Linked DNA regions of Homo sapiens: region 2 is linked to region 1. A link is a contact called in ENCODE Hi-C or POLR2A ChIA-PET data. All regions are on one chromosome and are shown on one strand. The core of a region is the stretch at or near the end of the contact, and the rest is flanking DNA. Distances in the headings are between cores, read along the strand shown.

Region 1 (4,006 bases), core at 237-2,736:
CCACGGGGTGGCTTGTGTGTGGCTGGAGGGTGTTCCTGATGATCACTCAGAGCCTCTCCTGCCTGGATGTTCCCTGGCCTAGGAGGGGCATGCGGTGGGGGGCACTGCCTTCTGCTCCCTGGGTCTCTGGAGCCTCTGCTCCGAAGCAGGAGGTGATTGACAAGGGGGAAGGAGTGAGGGAAGATGGGTGACCTCCATCTCCGCCCACGCCCCACCCTTCCTGAAGTTGGTGCTTGGTGCTTCCACCTGCCTTTGTGGGACAGTGCCCTGAGCAGGCTGTGGTCCCGCTCCGGCCCGGGCAGCTCTGTTGCATGGGGGAAGAATTCCCTGTTCCTGACGTGGTGAGCATGGTGGGTATCCACCTACTGCTTTCCTCTCCAACTTTGATTTCTAGCCAGGAGAGCCTGCTCTTCTCTGGCATTGGGAAGCTGGCCACCTGTCGTGCGTCTGTCCTGAGGCTCCTTCACCACGCAGGACATGCAAAGCCAGCATAGTGGCTTTGGTATTCGGTGGCACTGAGTCGTTCAGCCTTTCCTCGTGTGCCGTGTGTCCTGGTTTCCATTTGCTGTGTGAGACTGCAGATTGTGTCAAAGGCTGGGCCTGCCTTCCACACTTAACAGCAGTTTCTCTGTGGCTATCAGCTGGGCTTTTGGAGAGCAGCCCCTCCCCCACGTGTTAAAGTCTTGCCCCCTTGAGCTCACATGAGCAGCTCTACAGAGACTCTAATAGATGCTTGGATGATTCGATCTGTTCAGATGCTCTTACTCCTACTGTTTCACGATGGTTGTATTGTTGGGCGTCCTTTATGCTTGATGTTCATGGGTCATCTTCATAGGAGACAAGTCTGTGGCTTGGCACGAGGGGCTCACGGCAGCCTCAGGGAAGCGGTGGTGTTTGGAGAGTTGAGCTCAGAGTCCTAGGCAGGTGAATTTCATTTTGCCTGAGATGGTGGCATGCCCTGTCACCTCACCCGGAATCAACCGCGAGGAGAATCTGAATGTGAAAGAGCTCTTGCACGGCTGCGTTTGTTTTCAGCTAAACATTTCCTTCTGTTCCACCCCTGGTATTCTTGTATGTGTGTTCTGCGTAGGAGGGCCTGGGAGTTCCTGTTGCTTCTCTGTGAAGGGGGGAGGACTTGGCCCCACAAATGTCGCCTGCATCTCAGGGCCCCACACCCACGCTCCTTTGACTGTGGCTGCTGTCACCATGTGGAAATCCAGCACACACGAGTGCTGTGGCCCCTGAGTACAAGTCTGCAGCCCTCCATGGAGCCAGTGTTAGCCCCGATGCCTGGGTTCAAGGGTGGGGACAGCAAAGCCGGACCAGCTTTGACTCCCATGGGGGTCTCTCGTGAGACCAGCCCAGGTGCTGAGTCCTGGGACTCAGAGCCCTCGACCAGGACCTAATCGCCCCAAGCGTGTTTCCTGAATCTGCTGCTAAATGACCTTGGCCGGAAAAGCACATCCACATGTGCTAAGCACTTGCACGCACATCGCATGGGGGTGGGGCTCTTGTAGCTCTGGGCTTTCTGTGCCGGTACACGCAGGGCCCATTTCTCCACTCCACCTCCCTTCATTGGAGGGGTGTTTGCAGTTTGCAAGTATGAGGCCACATGGTAGGAGGCTTCCCCCAGCACAGGCTGGCAGCATTAGGAGACCCGGCGTGGGCCAGGTGCAGAGAGAGAGTGAGGTTGGTGCCTTAAGGCTGAGCCGTGCCAGCTGTAGAGCTGGGCCCAGTCTGCCTGTCTCACCTGCAGTGTCATCAGCAGCAAATGGGAGGCGTTTGCCGGGCTGGGGGTGTCATCCGGGGGAGAAAGAGAGAGATGCGCACCTCCTTCAGGCCTCCCGCCCCGGCAGATGATACGTGCGGCGGCCTCCCAGCTGCTCAGAGCCAGCATCTCTGGAGGGAGCTGGTGCACGTCTCCTGGGCTGAGGGAGCAGGCTTGAGGTGAAGGACACATACCCTAGATAATCTCTCGGATGGCTCGTGTCAACGCTTGCAACATCCTTTGCTATTTTAGCTTGCTCATGTTAGTGTGTGGCAGGCATTTATACAAGATGCTGATGTTCAACAGAGAACCCCACGGCTCTATTACAAGATGCCTGCCATCCTGAGAAATTCTCTTTCCAAGGATGACTGCTTTTATTATAGGGGTGATTATAAAATGAAAGATCTATCAAAAAGCAAAAATTTTGTTCTGCTGAACCTGAAGTCATGTTTTCCTTTGTCATAATTTAATGACATCTTTACAATAAAGTACTTTATGTAAAGTAAATAAAGACAGTAAATTAGACTTTATATTTTCTTAATCTGTTAGCTTACTTTTCTACTCCTTTTCATAGCAGTGGTAAATATTCTTTGAAGTTCGTTTCATTTGAATTGGAGACACAAGGCTATGTGCTTTAGGAGTTGGGCCCTGGCCAGTTTTCTGCCAGGAAACTGTATCCCCTTTTCTTTTTGTTGAAAAAATAAGTACAGAAGTCAGGCAAATGTCTAAGACTCTTATTTTAGCAGTTTATGTTCCAGCCAGTTTTTTAGATGTCTCAGTTATTGCCAGCGTGGCCCCTGTTTGGTAAGGAAGTTACATTTTTAGTCATCTGCAACTTTCAGAATAACCAGCATAAAATTAGACTGCAAATGTGGGCAGTCATGGGCACTTGTGTGTGATCTTGTATCCAGATGCGCTGTCTCTTGTGCGCTCCGAAATGCACCTGTTTGTATAATGACAAATGTGTTGTATTGGATAGAAGGGGGGAATTTGATCTAAAACTTTTTTCACTACAGATAAAACAATCTGAAAATAAGTCATGACTAAAGACAGTCTAAAACCGAGCCGTACATATGAATGTATCTATATGTCATATGTGTGAAAACAGAGCTGGAATGCGCTGACGGATTTAGCGATGGGTTGGAAATTCTACCCTGGTCACTCAAGAGTGGAGCCAGTTTTCAGTAGGAACTCAATTTAGATTCTATTAATTTGGGATTTGAGCTAATAGAATTCAGGTTGGGTTAGAATTTCTGAAAAGCATTAAGAAAAAAGTTAGTAGCCTTGGACCGGGCTTGGGTAAATTCCCTACAACAAATGGCTTCTTGGAGCTGGTCACTGTTTGCCACTGGATACGCTCTGCTGGTGTCGTCTCTGCCCCTGGAGTCCTCTGTGACTTAATAGTGTCCCGGTGCTTGTGAGAGTGGGTTCCAAGTTACAGCTCCAAAGCTCAATGAAGGATGTATTTTGAACTCACTTTTAAACTCCCTTTGAAAACTCTCGGCTCTCCATCTTCTGAAAAAGATGGGGTTTTTGAGGATATCGCCCTTGATAAGCGTCAGATAGGATGTGAGTATCACAGAAAATTGGGGAAATGTTTTTCAGTAGTAAAGGAAATGCCTGTTTGTTGGTAGTGTGCCTTGGCTTTAGGGTCAATCCAGCCTGACCGAACTTTGAGCTTGCGTAGCAGACGCAAGCTACTTTATATGAGTTTCTTCATCTGTAAAGCAGGAATAGAATCCAAAGACCAGTAAGGAATGAGGCAGTGCATAGAAAGCAGTGTGCCTTTCTATAAGCCCCTCAGTGGAACTTTTTTTTTTTGAGATGGAGTCTCGCTCTGTCGCCCAGGCTGGAGTGCAGTGGCACGATCTTGGCTCACTGCAAGCTCCGACTCCCGACTCCCGGGTTCACGCCATTCTCCTGCCTCAGCCTCCCGAGTAGCTGGGACTACAGGTGCCCGCCACCACGCCCGGCTAATTTTTTGTATTTTTAGTAGAGACGGGGTTTCACCGTGTTAACCAGGATGGTCTCGATCTCCTGACCTCGTGATCCGCCCGCCTCGGCCTCCCAAAGTGCTGGGATTACAGGCGTGAGCCACCGCGCCCGGCCCCAGAATTGCTTTTTAAACGTTACTTTCATTTGTACAAGCTATCAAAACATTTTCCTTAAAAATTAAAATATCATAGGTAAGTGGAATCTTAGAACATTCTACTCAAGAGTTTATTACAGCTGTTCTCA
Region 2 (3,811 bases), core at 711-3,210, 3.0 Mb after region 1:
GTCCGAAGCGGGCTCTGGGGAAGGCAAGGTTTGATTGTTTCTCAGGTTGTTTTACTGCCCTGCCCACACCCTCCCACCCAGAGAAGTTATTCCTTCTGCAGCTGTGTGCGATTTTTTCAGAAAGAGTTTTAGTCTTTGTTTTTCCCAAGACTTTGTATTGCCTTTTCTCCTCTTCTTGGGCTTGAGTTTAGATGGGACATAACAGGAAAGGGCAATGAATCCCAAACCCATTTTATTTTTTGGTTCATTTGTTGATTTATTTTTATCTCAGCAATAATTTAGTGAGAAAGAAGGTTAATATGATGACAAAAATATGGGTTTGGAAGACCCTTAGTGAGTTTTAAGAAGACAGGCCACCATAGCAGCTGTAGCTAAATAAGCATTTGCTGTATAAGTCAATTACTAAAAATTGTGTGTTGTCTACTTAGAAATGTTTCTTGGGGTGTTTATTAAGGTGTGTGACTTTGAGAATGAGGAATAGAGGAAATGGAAGACGAGTAAGAGAAACCATCCTCCATTTGAGATATCGTGACCCAGCTCTGTTTCCTTTGCTCTCTGTCTGAAGTTAAAAAAAACAAAAACAAAAACAAAACAAAACAAAACAAAAATTAAAAACCCTCAATGGAGAAATATATAAATATTTACAAAGGCTTCTCTTCTATCTACAATACCTTTGTGCAAGATATATCATCTTAAAATCTTGCAATTTGATTGCAGTTGAAATTAATGGTGCAAGAGGTTTTCTTTTTTGTTTGCTTTTTTCTTCATAACGGAAGTGTAATCTCCTTGCAAAGCTTGTGAGCATGCATCCTAAATTGTGAACTTCATCTGCCATGGAAGGGAAAACCTTGACCCAATACCATTGGGATCTAAAAGTGTGATTCCTAGGATTCTGAGCATACTACACGAGATTTAAGGCCCCTTTCAGACTCTGCATTAATGCTTGTTCAGTAGTGATAAATAACATTGATTGGTATTGAGACCAGATTAATAACAGAAGGCAGCTAAAAGGTATTCCCTCTTAGCCTAATTTCCCAAAGGGCATCACTCAGCTGCATTAGTGGGGCGAGGCTCTTCCTTCTCTAAGTGGTGTCTTTAGAAGCTTGAGGGATTATTGCTCAGGGGAAAATGGCTCAATCTGCGGGATTCTTTTTCTTTTTGAGATGGAGTTTTGCTCTTGTTGCCCAGGCTGGAGTGCAATGGCACAATCTCGGCTCACCACAGCCTTCGCCTCCTGGGTTCAAGAGATTCTCCTGTCTCAGCCTCCTGAGTAGCTGGGATTACAGGTGTGCACCACCACGCCCAGCTAATTTTGTATTTTTAGTAGAGATGGGGTTTCTCCATGTTGGTTAGGCTGGTCTCGAACTCCCGACCTCAGGTGATCCACCCGCCTCAGCCTCCCAAAGTGCTGAGAGGGATTCTTAAGAGCAGCTGAGAAAGGGCCCTGCACTTCAGCTGGCTCCAGTTTGTCATCCTTTGTCTGGTATCTTCAGACAAGACATTGCAATAAGAAAAAATAAATACAGTGTGAGAAATCAAATGGTTTTTGTCAAAGTGTAAAAGGGACTGCATCTGACTAACACTGGAGTTGGACAGAAGCCATAAAGGATGTTTTGTGTGAATGTTTCCGGCTGCAAAATCTACCTGACTGTTGCACTGAAACCACAACTATCTATCACATGCTTGTGAGAAACCCCCAGGAGCTTCCTGTTTCGTGTGGGTCGTGAGAAGATTGCACAGCACAGTACAGCTTTCATTGTCTTTGAGCTAATCTTAAGCTAGGAGAAGGAAGGAGAATTCACATTTTGTATGTTTAGTTATTTGTGAAGTCTTTACACCCATAAATCGATTATGTATAAATTAGTATACAGATTCACTACCATGGAGAGGATACTGTGTACATCTGAGGATACTGTGTACATATGGTTGAGTCACTTCACCTAGGCCTTGGGGAGGAGTTGGGGCATCTCCAGGGTAAAGTAATGTGGTTTAGCACGGGGACTTCCAAGGAAGCATCAGTATGAGATAGGGGAACATGGCTGACCAACGGCAAGATGATGCCCCATGATGGAGCAGATGGGATTGGCGTGGGAGGGGTAGTTTGTGAGACCAGAAGACTTGCAATCTCTCCTGCTGAGACCAATACCAACCAAAGAATAATTAGAGAGCATGGAGGACAACATGATCTCATGTGAATCTCACATCATACCTTACAAGTTAACTCTGTGTATCGCCTAAGGAACGGCTGAAGCTTCTTTTCTTGTAAATGACAATAGACACATATCCAGTGCCATTAAGGACAGCATCTGGTCACCCAGTGGCCAATAATGTCAAAGTTCTGATCACAAGGTGAGCAGTTTCCTGAAGATAGAAGAGTACGATGGCCACAGCCATGGGTTCCAACATAGCCACTCTCTGGGGCCACCAGACACCCTCCTCACACTCCGCAGAGTTTGCTTAAATGTGCTCTGAGCTGGATGCATTTGCTAAAGGTTTGTCTCTTCCCCTTTGTTAACCCAAGAAAACAGAAGGACGTCTCAGCTAGACCCCAGCCGCTGCCACCCCATCTCTTCTCCAACTCTGCTCCGGCAGCTGGCGTTTCCTGTGTTCTCTCAGTGGGTTAAGAGAATGGTGGTGGCACATTGTCCCTTAATTAGACTGCAAGAGCAGCCATCTCCTGCTCAACTTGCCTGGGCAATCTTTTTATTCATCATACCTGAAAGTAACAGTAGTGGCTTTTTGTATGGCATATGTTATATGTAATCATGATGACCTTCTTATAAGCAGAAGAGTGGAAAAAATACAGGAGGAACTTAGAACTGACATTCTCACTTCCATCATGTGGATTAGACTATTAGCATGTTGCTGTGCCCCCATTTCATGTTATTAATTAATTAATTAGGGATCAGGTTGGGCGTGGTAGCTCACATTTGTAATCCCAACATTTTGAGAGACCAAGGCAGGAGGATCACTTGAGCCCAGGAGTTCAAGACAGCCGGGGCAACATAGCTAGATGCCACTGTTTCCATAAAAAATAAAAAATAAATTCAGGCATGGTGGTATGTGCTTGTGGTCCCAGCTACTTGGGAGGCTGAGGTGGGAGGATTGCTTGAACCTGGGAGGTCAAGGCTGTAGTGAGCTGTGATCGCACCACTGTACTCCAGCCTGGGCAACAGAGCAAGACCCCGTCACAAAACACACAAAAAAGGATCAGCAAGCTTAGGTGAAATATTATTTTCGTAAGTGAATTTTTCATTATGAAAAGTTCAATAAATTTTTCATAAAACAGTATTTTTTATAAAACAATATTTAATTTTCAAAAGCAATATTTAATAACTAAGAAATTTGAACAATATAGGAAAGCACAATGATAAAAAACAAACCCCACAAAACCCTTATGGACTTCATTCTCAGCCAAAATTGCAGTTAATATTTTGATGTATTCCCTTCCAGTATTTTTTTTTCTCTGCTTCTACATATATTGGTAAACACTGTCCCTCTTTTTACAAACCTAGATCATTCTGGATATTCAATTGCGTATCCTACCTTTTTTCATGTTATGTAGCATTTTAGCCTCATTTCCCCATTCTCTTATAACATGATTTTTTTTTTTTTTTTTTGAGACGGAGACTCGTTCTGTTACCCAGGCTGGAGTGCAGTGGCACAATCTCGGCTCACTGCAACCTCCGCCTGCCAGGTTCAAACAATTCTCCTGCCTCAGCCTCCCGAGTAGCTGGGACCACAGGCATGTGCCACCATGCCCGGCTAATTTTTTTTTTGTATTTTTAGTAGAGACAGGGTTTCACCGTGC

What was found. Hi-C counts contacts between places; a loop is a spot of excess contacts on that map. ChIA-PET counts read pairs that join two places held with the same protein, here RNA polymerase II (POLR2A). Pooled maps may share reads with other maps.
Region 2: a loop to region 1 is called in a pooled map, with 25 times the contacts of the local background. The contact joins two enhancer-like sites. A Hi-C loop is called at or near these places in 2 of 37 single-sample maps with no recorded cell type and 4 of 50 pooled maps. POLR2A ChIA-PET finds 5 or more read pairs at or near these places in 1 of 52 experiments (naive thymus-derived CD8-positive, alpha-beta T cell).

Annotation. Positions count from the first base shown.
Region 1 is chrX:10,110,070-10,114,075 of GRCh38, forward strand. All of the region lies in intron 10 of WWC3 (WWC family member 3), which reads left to right. Among named protein-coding and RNA genes, the nearest start is that of CLCN4, 45 kb to the right of the region's middle. RefSeq lists enhancers at 1-67, 68-785, 720-899. Within about 2 kb of position 1,487, at least 15 of the 41 ENCODE cell types and tissues checked have a DNase peak (open chromatin) inside an H3K27ac peak, as active enhancers do.
Region 2 is chrX:13,085,776-13,089,586 of GRCh38, forward strand. LOC105373133 (a long non-coding RNA gene) reads left to right here. Exons shown (of 4, transcript NR_171577.1): 3 at 1-23. Among named protein-coding and RNA genes, the nearest start is that of FAM9C, 43 kb to the left of the region's middle. RefSeq lists enhancers at 1,580-1,799, 1,870-2,029. Within about 2 kb of position 1,961, at least 12 of the 41 ENCODE cell types and tissues checked have a DNase peak (open chromatin) inside an H3K27ac peak, as active enhancers do.